Linked DNA regions of Homo sapiens: region 1 is linked to region 2. Evidence: chromatin loops called from intact Hi-C (ENCODE). Cell type or tissue: CD4-positive, alpha-beta T cell. All regions are shown on one strand. Each heading gives the region's core, and the rest is flanking DNA. Links, peaks and the distances in the headings are about the cores only.

Region 1 (5,381 bases), core at 274-5,273, 1.4 Mb before region 2:
GACTTCCACCTGACAATAACCTTTAGTATAATAAGATTGTTTCAAAGACGTTTTTATTTTATTGCCAAATGTTTACTTATTTTTAGGGCAAAATAGGTCTTATGACTTGATGGCTTGTGTGTGTGTGTGTGTGTGTGTGTGTGTGTGTGGTAGCGGTACATATATATGTCTCCAACCACCATTAGGAAACAGGTCAAAATGACCATATTTCCACGTATATTCTTATACAGTATGGAAATACTCACCTAGGTAGGTACATGGGTATGCATGTTCAAGAAAATGAAGAATAGAAAGAATTAAGGAAAGATTATCTTCCTCCTTTTGTAATTTTTATTATTTTACTTTTTGTTTCAATCGCTTTTGGGGAACAGGTGGTTTTTGATTACATGGATAAATTCTTTAGTGGTGATTTAGTGGTGATCATGGGGTGCACCTGTCACCGAGCAGTGTACACCCCCTCCCACCCTCCCCCACAAGACCCCATAGTCCATTATATCATTCTTATGCCTTTGCATCCTCATAGCTTAGCTCCACTTATAAGTGAGAACATACAATTTCTATTCCTGAGGTACTTCACTTAGAATAACAGCCTCCAACCCCATCTAAGTTGCTGCAAATGTTGTTTCATTCCTTTTTATGGCTATGTCTTTCTCTTCAACATTCTCTACAAATGCACTTGCACCTAAAGGTATATGATTGGGCAAATTCTGTACCTATCATAGGCTGTAACTTGGTCTCTAATTTCACACATGAAATCTTTTTTCATTCACTTGGAGTTAATTCAGTGAGGATAGACACTGTCCTTCCCTTGTTCCCCAAGCATCAGCAAAGTGTTTAGTTAATCTCCCATTAAATATTGAATAGAAAAACCTTCATTTTCAGAAACTCTTCTTTATGAGGTCCTAATATATGCCATGTGCTCTGCTAAGTGCTCTTTGGAGACTCTTTTATTTAAGCCTTGCAACAATACTAGGAGGAAGGTATTTCACCCATTTTAATAATGAAGAAACTGAGCTTAGTAATATACTCAAGTTCTTAGATCTAGGAATAAATCTGGGATTTAAATTAAAATCTGTCTAAATCTATGTTCCTATCTACTGTTAAGTGTGGCTTCCAAAAAAGTGTGGGCAGAATCTAAGGGTGGGTGTGTCCTCATGCTTACAAGACTCTCTGCAGTCTGTGAAGATGGAGAGGCAGCGAGAAGGGAAAGAATGATCTCTGGGTGGAACTTGCCTCTCCCATCGCCACCATGGCCCAGCAAGAAACACTTCAGTCCAGATTTCCCTTCTCTTGAGTATTGAGTATGCAGAATAATGCCCCACCCACACCACGAAAGATGTCCAAGCCTCAATCCCTGGGACCTGTGAATATCTTATGTTCCATGGCAAAGGGGAATTAAGGTCACAGATGGAATTAGGGTTGTTAATCAGCTACCCTTAAAATAGGCAGATGGGACTTTATCCTGGATTACTGTAAGTGGTCTCAATATAACCAGCAAGGGTTTTTCAGTGGAGAAGAGAAAGACAAAAGAGAGCAAACCAGAAAGATAGCAATGTGAGTAGGACTGGAGCCATGTTGCTGGTTTTGAAGATAGAAGAAGGGGCCCTAAGCCAAAGAATGCAGACAACCTCCAGAGGCCGGAAGAGGTGAGGGAACAGACGCTCCCCTAGAGCCTCCAGAAGACACCAGCATGCCGACACCTTGGTTTTCGGCCCGTGAAACCTATTTTAAATTTCTGACCTCCAGAACAGTAAGATAATAAAAGTGCGTTGTTTTAAGCCACTAAATTTGTGGTAATTTGTTACAACAGCCACATTAGATGATTAATACTAGCACTGGTTGGTGTCTTGCAGCTTCAGAATGTATATTTTATAATGGGGCGGTGAGACCTCCTTCCGCTCAACTTGTACACAGAGGCACTCAGCACACATCCCTCAATGGGTGATCTCATTCCAGCACGTGCGCTGGGCAATCAGTACCAGAGGCAGTTCTGCCATGGCTTAGTGCATACGTCATCTTTGGTGGGACAAAAATTGTGTATGCAGATCTAAAAACATGATCAAAAGCAAGTCTATCCTAACATTTCTGTCAATTTACCAGGGGTATCCAATCTTTTGGCTTCCCTGGGTTACATTGGAAGAATTGTCTTGGGCCACACATAAAATATACTAACACTAACGATAGCTAATGAGCTTAAAAAATTGCAAAAATACTTACAATGTTTTAAGAAACTTTATGAATTTGGCCACATTGAGAGCTGTCCTAAGCCGCATATGGCCTGTGGGCCACAGGTTGGACAAGCTTTATTTAGATCATGCCGAAGGAGCACAGTTCCATGAGGAGGGAGGATGGGGAGCATGTGGTGTGTTTGCATACAATTTTAATTTCTGGATGTTTCAAGTCATATTCTGAGCACTGAAGGTAGGCCTAACTCACTTATCTGCTACACAAAATATGACCAAGTGGGGTACACATATGTAGGAGAGGTGTACAGGAGAAGCGGTGCGTGCATATATGGAAGCAAAGGAATGAAGTTGATGTAGATTTTTATAGAATCACAATGTTTAGAAGCAATATTTAAATATCAATTAATTACCAATACCCCCCCCAAAAAAAGAATGAAGACACCAGAAAAGGTATTATTTGTAATTAACTATGTAGCCACTAGATGGCAGTACAGTGTAAGCAAAAGGAAAATCTATTCCCTCAGCCCAAGCTTCTCTGGCTGCTGTTAAAGGATGTTTTACCGCTGTTTCAGGAGAAAAGGAGGAAATTCAGTCATGTTAAGGCAGTCAACTTAGAGGGCCAGGACTGTTCTAGATGGACTCCCGGGCTAGAAAGAGCATGGACTCTATGTGTCTCAGCTCCTCTAATTCCTATCTATGAGATCCTGGCAAGTTGCTTAACATCACAAGGCCTCAGTGTTCACATTTATATAATGGGTGTGAATGTTATTTTTCTTACAAGGGAAAGAAAAATGAAGTAAAACGGAGTAATATTATTAAAATACTTAAGATTTAATAAGCAGTCGATTATTAATAGCTCTGTGTCTCCTTTGGGTAGGGAAAAATAATACAATTTAGATTTTAGGTCCTAAACTAATCTCCAGGTATGGTTGTGAGGAAATTATGGGTCTTGAAAAGTAAAGAGAGAAGATTTATTCTTTACTCTGCTTCAATGTGGCTAAAGCTTCCCTGCAAAGTGTCACAATAACCTTCTCTTCATGTTCTCAAATGCAGTTGCTCCCCTCCCCATCTCTCCTTGACACGTGAAGTTCCTCTCCTATGAGGAGCATTGCCAAGTTTCGAGAGGTCTGCAATGTTGGACTAACAGTCATGGCCTTCGCACAGGCAGGAGGTCACAGCAGGGACTCCAGTGCTCACCACTTCCCTCTTCCTACATCTGCCTTTAGTTTATGAATGCATGAGAATTTCATAGTGAGTTAATGGAAGCCCTCCCAAAATATGTCCACATAGAACCCGTGAATGTGACCTAATTTAGAAAAGAAAACAAAAGGTATTTGAAGACGTAATGAAGTTAAGAATCCTGAGATGAGCTCATCCTGTATTATCCAGGTGAGTTCTAAATCCAATGGCCAGTGTCCTTAGAAAGGCACAGGGAGATGTGTGACAGAGAGGATTCGGCCATATGAAGACAGGGGCAGAGATTGCAGTGGCGTGATCACAAACCCAGGAACACCCGAGCCGCCAGAAGCCTGAAGAGGCAGGGAAGGATTCCCCTCTAGAGCTTCTGGGAGGTGCGTGGTTCTGCCAACACCCTAATTTCAGAATCCTGTATGCCACAACTCTAAGTAAATATTATAAATTCTTATCATGCTAAGCTACCAAATTTGTGGCCTTTTGAAATGGTAACTCTAGGAAACTAGTACAGGTTTATATCAAGAAAATTCCTGTCCCCATGTATTTTTCCAGTGTGCTAGAAATTCCATGATTAGCAAATTTATTCCTTTGGTTTAAATTGCAGATTCTTTTAAAATAAAATACATGAGATCCTGGGAAAGGTGTCCTATTTTAGAGAATGAATGTTCACACCACAGCCTCTGTGAATGGATGGCTCATATCTACAGAAAAGCACTGGATACTAGGAAGGAAACAATTCTAAAGGGTTGTAGGGTTGTAGGGCACTGGCTCTAGCAGACCAGCTTGCCTTGCTGCAAGACAACTTGTCTGGCGTTTGACCCAGAGGTTCCTCATTACTTCAATGGTCTTCAATGAAAGAAGCCAAAGTTTGGAGAAACCCCAAAGAGTATTGCCTTTAGACCCATCTAAGACCCCACACTGGACTAATTTCTGGAGGCCCCTTGCCATCGAGGATGTGCCCATGGGGCCAGTGGAACATGTCCCCAGAATTAGCATCTTCCCCTCCCAGCCAGTGATACAGGTGGTGCCCAGATCCCAGAATTATTCACCCACATGGCCTCCCAGCCCTTCCCCAAGTCCCCTACAGGCTTTTTCTCTAGACCTGCCCTCTCTGGGGTGGCTAGCATTATACTGTGCACACTCCTAGGCTGGGGGTGGTGAATGTGTGAGGCCCTTCGCAGGAGAGAATGGAGCCGACAGGTGGCTTGCTGGGCTCCAGGACCCTTCTCTTCTGGCACCTCCAGGTTCTGGCTGAGGAATTTGATCATTCTGAACTGAAATGTAGCCTCTCTGGTCTTTTTTGTATATTTGTCAAGGTAGGAGGATTAAACATATTTAATTAAATGATTAGTTAACTTGGCTTATAAATTAAAATATTTAGACAAGTGGAATGTGGGCCTTACATTTGCATCCTTTCCTTGGGACCAGCCAAACATGAGGTGGCCCTGCCTCTGAGATAGGCAACGCTGTAGGAGCACTCTGCAAGTTGGAGTAGTGTGTGAACGGCAGTCCATAAAAGGCAGGACATAAAAGCAGAATCTCAGTGCTGGAGGTGCCCACAAGGAAAAAAAAAAAAAAAACCCACAAAAGGAATTGGTAGTAAAACCCAAGCATCACACCAACACCAAGCACGGAAATGACTACATCACAGACAGCAGACACCAGGTCCCCCATCTCCTGGCTATTCGACTTTAGAAAAGAAGCTTAAAGTCTTGAACTGAAATTCTTAAAATATAAAATCAGGATGATTAAATATATGTCAAAGAGTTATTATGGGAATTCAGAAAGCAGTAAATCAAAGTCATTACTTTAAAACAAGGACACATACTTCAGATACTAAATGCAGCGTAAATTGTAACTATCCTTGTTACAGCTATTGACAATGTATCACATGGAATTGCTGGGACTGGGGAGAGTGAGTCTTGGGATGAGAAGCAACATTGAGATGGACACCTCCCTCAAAAGCATCAGATGTCTCAGTAAGAGAGGCAAGCTCTGATC
Region 2 (5,381 bases), core at 276-5,275:
CCCAGTCACCCTAAGGAAAAGAGGCAGGTTATCAGGGGTGAGCTAGTTGTATGTCCCTTTCACCAACACCACTACCCCCCAAATAAGGGGGAAACTTTATCCCTTCAGAATCAAATTAAAATCAAAGATAAAGTAGAGGAATAAATGTCTCAAAAGCTAAACTGAGCATCACAGGCAGAATATTAGATGATCCTAAGGAATACTGTTCATTTTGTGGAGGGGGGAGTGATAATGTTGTTTTACACTTTTTAAAAAGTTTTTATATATTGAAGCATGTAAGAATGAAATAACATGAAGCCTAGTATTGTTTCTGAAGAATCTGGGAAGGAGGGTGGGCAGTGGCAAAATTAGGGATCTAGGACACAAAAGCTGTGGGATCAGCGAGACTGGCCACATGTTGGTTATGAGGGAGGCTGAGTGATAGGAGCAGGCAGGAATGCCAGTGGTTCCTACATTTGTCTGTGCATCAAAACCAGCCAGGGAGTGTCAAAGACACTGATACCTGTGTTCCACCCACAGAGACAGTGATTTACATGGTCTGGGAAAGCGACTCTGCTTTGGAATTTTTAAAAGATCCCCAAGTGATTCTAATATGCAGGAAACACTATTCTCTATACTTCTGAGTTTCAGTAAATTGCAGAACAAAAATGTCTTTTAATGTAACGGGGACAAAAGGGTAGTTAAGTAATAAGAGGAGGGTCAAGGGGCAGCCCCTGCCTCCCGCGTTGTCTGAGGATGAAGGGCTCGCTTGTCTCCCCTCTAAGTCCTTTGGTCCCAGCCTCCTCTGTCAGCAGCTGTCTCCCCATCTCTTGGTTTCTGACTCGGGGTACAGTCCACATTCAATGGCACAACCACATCAACCCACTGTCCTCTACAAATGGCACCACCCTCAAGCCCATAGAAGGACCCCTTGATTGTAGCTATTCCCCCTGACACTTCCAGTGAGCCTGGACTCCACAATGAAGCAATCTTTCCTCCCTCCCTCTTCTACTTTACCACCCTCACCCCATTCTCACTCCTCTCTTTCTTTTGTGACAGTGAATTATCCACTTTTGCCTCCCACTAGGAAGGTGAGACCAGGGCTTCCTAGCAGCCTCATGATTGAGTTTAATCATCCTTGGATGGAAGGATGTTTTTTTACCAACTCATTTCCAGCAGGACCTGCAAATCCCTCTCACCTGGTTTTCCAAAGACTCCCACAGGCAGACCCATCTTATGGGATAATGCTTTATTTTAACCAGAATGTCTCAATAATAGGTTCCATGTTCTCAGCTGTGCTCATGGTGAGGCTGTGATTTTCCTTCATGAAAATGCTATTATTACAGAACTACAGGGTCTCCATCCTCCCAAAAACAGTCTTCTATTATTCATGGGGAAATGGTGCTTTGGAGAGGGATTTGCATGTGGTTCTCTCAAGTGAGCCAAGCATGGCTGACAAAAAATGCCCTACAAACTGTAACTTCAGCAAGCCTCCCTGACATTCACCAAACACCTAGCTGTGTGGCCAGAAGTTCACTGCAAAGGTGAAAAGACCCCTGAAGTGAAAGAGAAGACCCAGTAAATGGAATCCTGACTACACCTATGGCTCCTTTATTCTTCTAAGCCACCTGTGAGGCCATCTGGGCCCTCAAGAAGTGAAGGGAAACAACAGGTATTAAGGACCCACTGTGTGCAGCTGCTCCGCACAGAAGCAAGGACTAAAAGTCAACAAGGGAAGCAGGTAGAGTTGGGTGTGCAATAGGGTGTGGTGGGGACTGCAGTCTATACACTGTAGAAAGGCAACCACTACATAGTTTCAGACCATTGTTTGATGTGGAAATACTGATTCGGTGTAGCCATGTCTATTTTTTTCCAGGGAAGCTGAGGACCTGGAATTTCAAGAGAAATCTCTCCATTATTTAAAATCATGGTAAATAATTCTATTTATGATGGCAAATAGTGTACACTCCAAACCCCCTGGTCTCCAATCTGCTACCTTGGCTTGATCTATGTTTCTCTCCGCTCCTTCCCTGAACATCCACACCCGCTAATTCTGCCTGCCTTCGTCCTGCTGCCTCCCCTGCCAGTCCCCAGCCCGGGGCACCCCATGCAGACCCCTGTCTCTCTTGCTGAACTGAAAACACCCCTCAGCATATCTGCCTGGGAGGCATCACCATGCCTGATTGCCTTAGCATCCTCAGAACCTTCTTGTGCCTGGCACACAGGTGGTGAAGTTGTGTGTGCTAAAAGAGGGAACAGACGAACTGCATTTCCTTTACTCCTCACCCCACCCCAGGATTCTCATCCCCATCGCACAGAGGAGTGAACTCAGGTTCAGCCAGGATGAGGTACCAGTCTCAAATCCCACAGCTGGTGGGAGGCTGAGCTGGAGGTGCAGCCCGTGCCCGTCTAACCCCAAGCCTCTGCTCTTTGGGCTGCCTCCTCGTGTCTTCAGGAGCCCTAAACCACGTGCAAGCATTTTGTACCTACAGGAAACCACTGTCCTAGCTTGAGGTAGGAACAAACAGCATATTAAAAGCATATAAAAATTCCCCCTCCACTTTTCATCCTAACGTGTCACCAGGCCACTCGCTGACTCATTTACTGTTATGGACTGCATCCCCTTGCTGGGTCAAAGCCTGAAGTGGGTGAGCAAGTCCATATATTTTAAATGCCCATAAAATATCCAACAGCAAGTGCATGTTAACTGGAGTCCTCGGCCCTCCACTGAGGAGTTTTCAAACCACACAAAACATCTATTCTGCCTTTGACCTTTTAGTATTTAAAACTATCACCAAAACATTGCCCTCCAAAAACAACAACAAACAAACAACAACAACAAAAAAAACAGAACAGCTTGTTCACATTATCCCTGAACACTCGTGCACACGCTGGAGGTCCTGCGTGCCTCTGAGATGCTCTTATGGCCTCCAGGGCGTACGTGGGAGTCGGCTTAAACCCTTCTCTGAGAACAGACACACCCCTGCTCCCAGGAAACTGACCTGCCGGCTTCAGCTCTAGCCCAGGTACCAGCCCCCAAATCATAAGAAAGCAAAAGCGCGGGGTCCCTCAACACCCCGTCTGCGATCTGCCGGGACGCTTCCGGCCGCGGGCTGCGCACGCCCTTGGCTGCGCAAATCCAAGTGCCTGGCCTGCCACCTTGTGGACACCAGGAGTAAAACCGCCGGTGGGCTGGCTCCAGTGCCCTCTGCCCACCTTATCTCTGTGCGCCTGAAAGAAAGGCGGCGAGAGGCGCGAATGCAGGTGAGAAGCGGATTCGTTCGGCAAAATTAGCTCGTGAGGAGGATTTGGGGAGCATTTTTTCTCCGCATAATTCAGACTTTTTATGTCAGGGGTGATGCAAGTTTTAAATGCCCCAAATCCAAACCAGACTCACCTTTAACTTTGGGGTTAACGCTAGTGTTAACTAAGAGTTTTTTTCCTTTTTCTTTGAGAGGGAGTTTTCGCTCTTGTCGCCTAGGCTGGAGTGCAATGGCGCGATCTTGGCTCATTTCAACCTCCATTTCCTGGGTTCAAGCAATTTTCCTGCCTCAGCCTCCCGACTAGCTGGGATTACAGGCACAAGCCACCACGCCCGGCTACTTTTTGTATTTTTAATAGAGACGGGGTTTCACCATGTTGGCCAGGCTGAACTCTGACCTAAAGTGGTCGGTCTCCTGACCTCAAGTGATCCGCCCACCTCGGCCTCCCAAAGTGCTGGGATCACAGGCGTGAGCCACCGCGCCCGGCCAAGAGTTTCTTAAACTTTAAGCAGTGTCAGGATCTCCCAGGGAGGTTTTGAAAATGTCAATGCCCCACTCACTCCAATCTATTTACTCAGAATCTAGGTGCCGCATCGTTATTTTTTTAACTTAATCTACCTTTATTGTAATTTTTAAAAATAACATACTTACCATCTTAACTATTTTCAAGCATACAGTTCAGTAGCGTTAAGTATATTCACATCATCAAGAAAATACTTTTCTTCCTGCAAAACTGAAACTCTGTATTTTAAACAACTCCTCCCCTTCCACCTTCTCCAGGCCCCTAGTTACCACCATTCCACTTTCTGTTTCTATGAATTTGACTGTTCTAGGTACCTCATATAATCATACGATATTGTCTTTATGTGACTGGCTTATTTCACTTAGCATAATGTCCTCAAAGCTTATCCATGTTGTAGCATGAGACAGGATTTCCTCCCTTTTTATGGTTGAACAATAGTTATCTGTGTTACATACCACAGTTTGTTTATTCATCTGTCAATGGACACTTGGGTTATTTCTGCCTCTCAGCTTTTTTTTTTTTTCCTATGAATGTGGATGTGTAAATATCTCTTTGAGGTCCTGCTTCAATTCTTTTGAATATATACCTAGAAGCGGGATTGCTGGATTGTCTGGTAATTCTATTTGGTACCTTTAGCTTTAACAGGCCCCAGGGTGATTCTGATACACAGAACCACGGGTGTAGCCCACTCCTTCACAACTCAGGTGGGGAATCCAGGGTCCAGATGATGTATGAGGATGCATTTGTGAGGTTTTGCTCCATCACTGCCTGCCTAATGAATAAACTTTGGGTTCTATGTAGTTCCAATTACTCAACCTGCTAATAGCCTAGAGGAGACAGACAACAAATCAGCAAACAAAATAATTTCAAAGAGTGTTTAGTGCTATAACAAAAGCAAGCCAGAACACAGTAACCATATGATAACAAGGCTAACCTGATTCCCATTTACAGCTCAGCAAAATGAGGCACAGAGCAGTTAAGGGCTAGCTGAATATGACACAGCCTGCCTATGGTGGAGCCTAGAATGGAAGCCAGCCAATAGAGCCCGCTTAGGGCAGGCAACGTCTCAACTGAGACCAGAATGGCAAGGAGGAGTCAGCCAAACAACGGTTCTGGGGCAGAGCATTCCCTGGCACCACACGCGAAGAGGTTGCAGAAACCGAAAGAAGACCAAAGTGGCTGCAGCAGCAGGGAAGTCAGAGGGAAAAAGGAGAGCACATGGGAAGGCAACAGGTCATGAAAGATCTCATTAGAGCGGGTGCCGTGGCTCATGCCTGTAATCCCAGCACTTTGGGATGCCAAGGCCTCCCAAATCACAAGGTCAGGTGATGGAGACTATCCTGGCTAACATGGTGAAACCCCATCTCTACTAAAAATTCAAAAAATTAGCAGGGCATGGTGGCATGTGCCTATAATCCCAGATAGGAGGCTGAGGCAGGAGAATCGCTTGAACCTGAGAGGCAGAGGTTGCAGTAAACCAAGATCATGCCACTGCACTCCAGCCTGGGTAACAGAGCGAGACTCCCTCTCAAAAAAATAAAAAAGATATTGGCCAGAATGAGGAGACTGGGTTTTATTCTGCTGTCTCTGGGAAGCCAGTGGAGCATTTTCAGCAG

The links. A loop is a pair of places that touch in the nucleus more often than their neighbours do. Peaks named below come from ENCODE experiments on the same cell type or tissue, not always from the same donor. Only the 100,000 strongest peaks of a DNase experiment are listed, where the experiment ranks them.
Region 1: a loop joins it to region 2, with 13 times the contacts of the local background. A loop is called at or near these places in 76 of 110 quality-filtered maps.

What each region holds. Positions count from the first base shown.
Region 1 is chr2:137,835,964-137,841,344 of GRCh38, reverse strand. No RefSeq gene overlaps it. Among named protein-coding and RNA genes, the nearest start is that of HNMT, 130 kb to the left of the region's middle. In CD4-positive, alpha-beta T cell, for the core only: CTCF peaks have their summits at 2,464 and 2,665 (motif pointing right); a DNase peak (open chromatin) is centred at 2,694.
Region 2 is chr2:136,421,388-136,426,768 of GRCh38, reverse strand. No RefSeq gene overlaps it. Among named protein-coding and RNA genes, the nearest start is that of CXCR4, 310 kb to the right of the region's middle. In CD4-positive, alpha-beta T cell, for the core only: a CTCF peak has its summit at 3,168 (motif pointing left); DNase peaks (open chromatin) are centred at 2,448 and 3,118; H3K4me3 peaks cover 927 bases; H3K27me3 peaks cover 728 bases.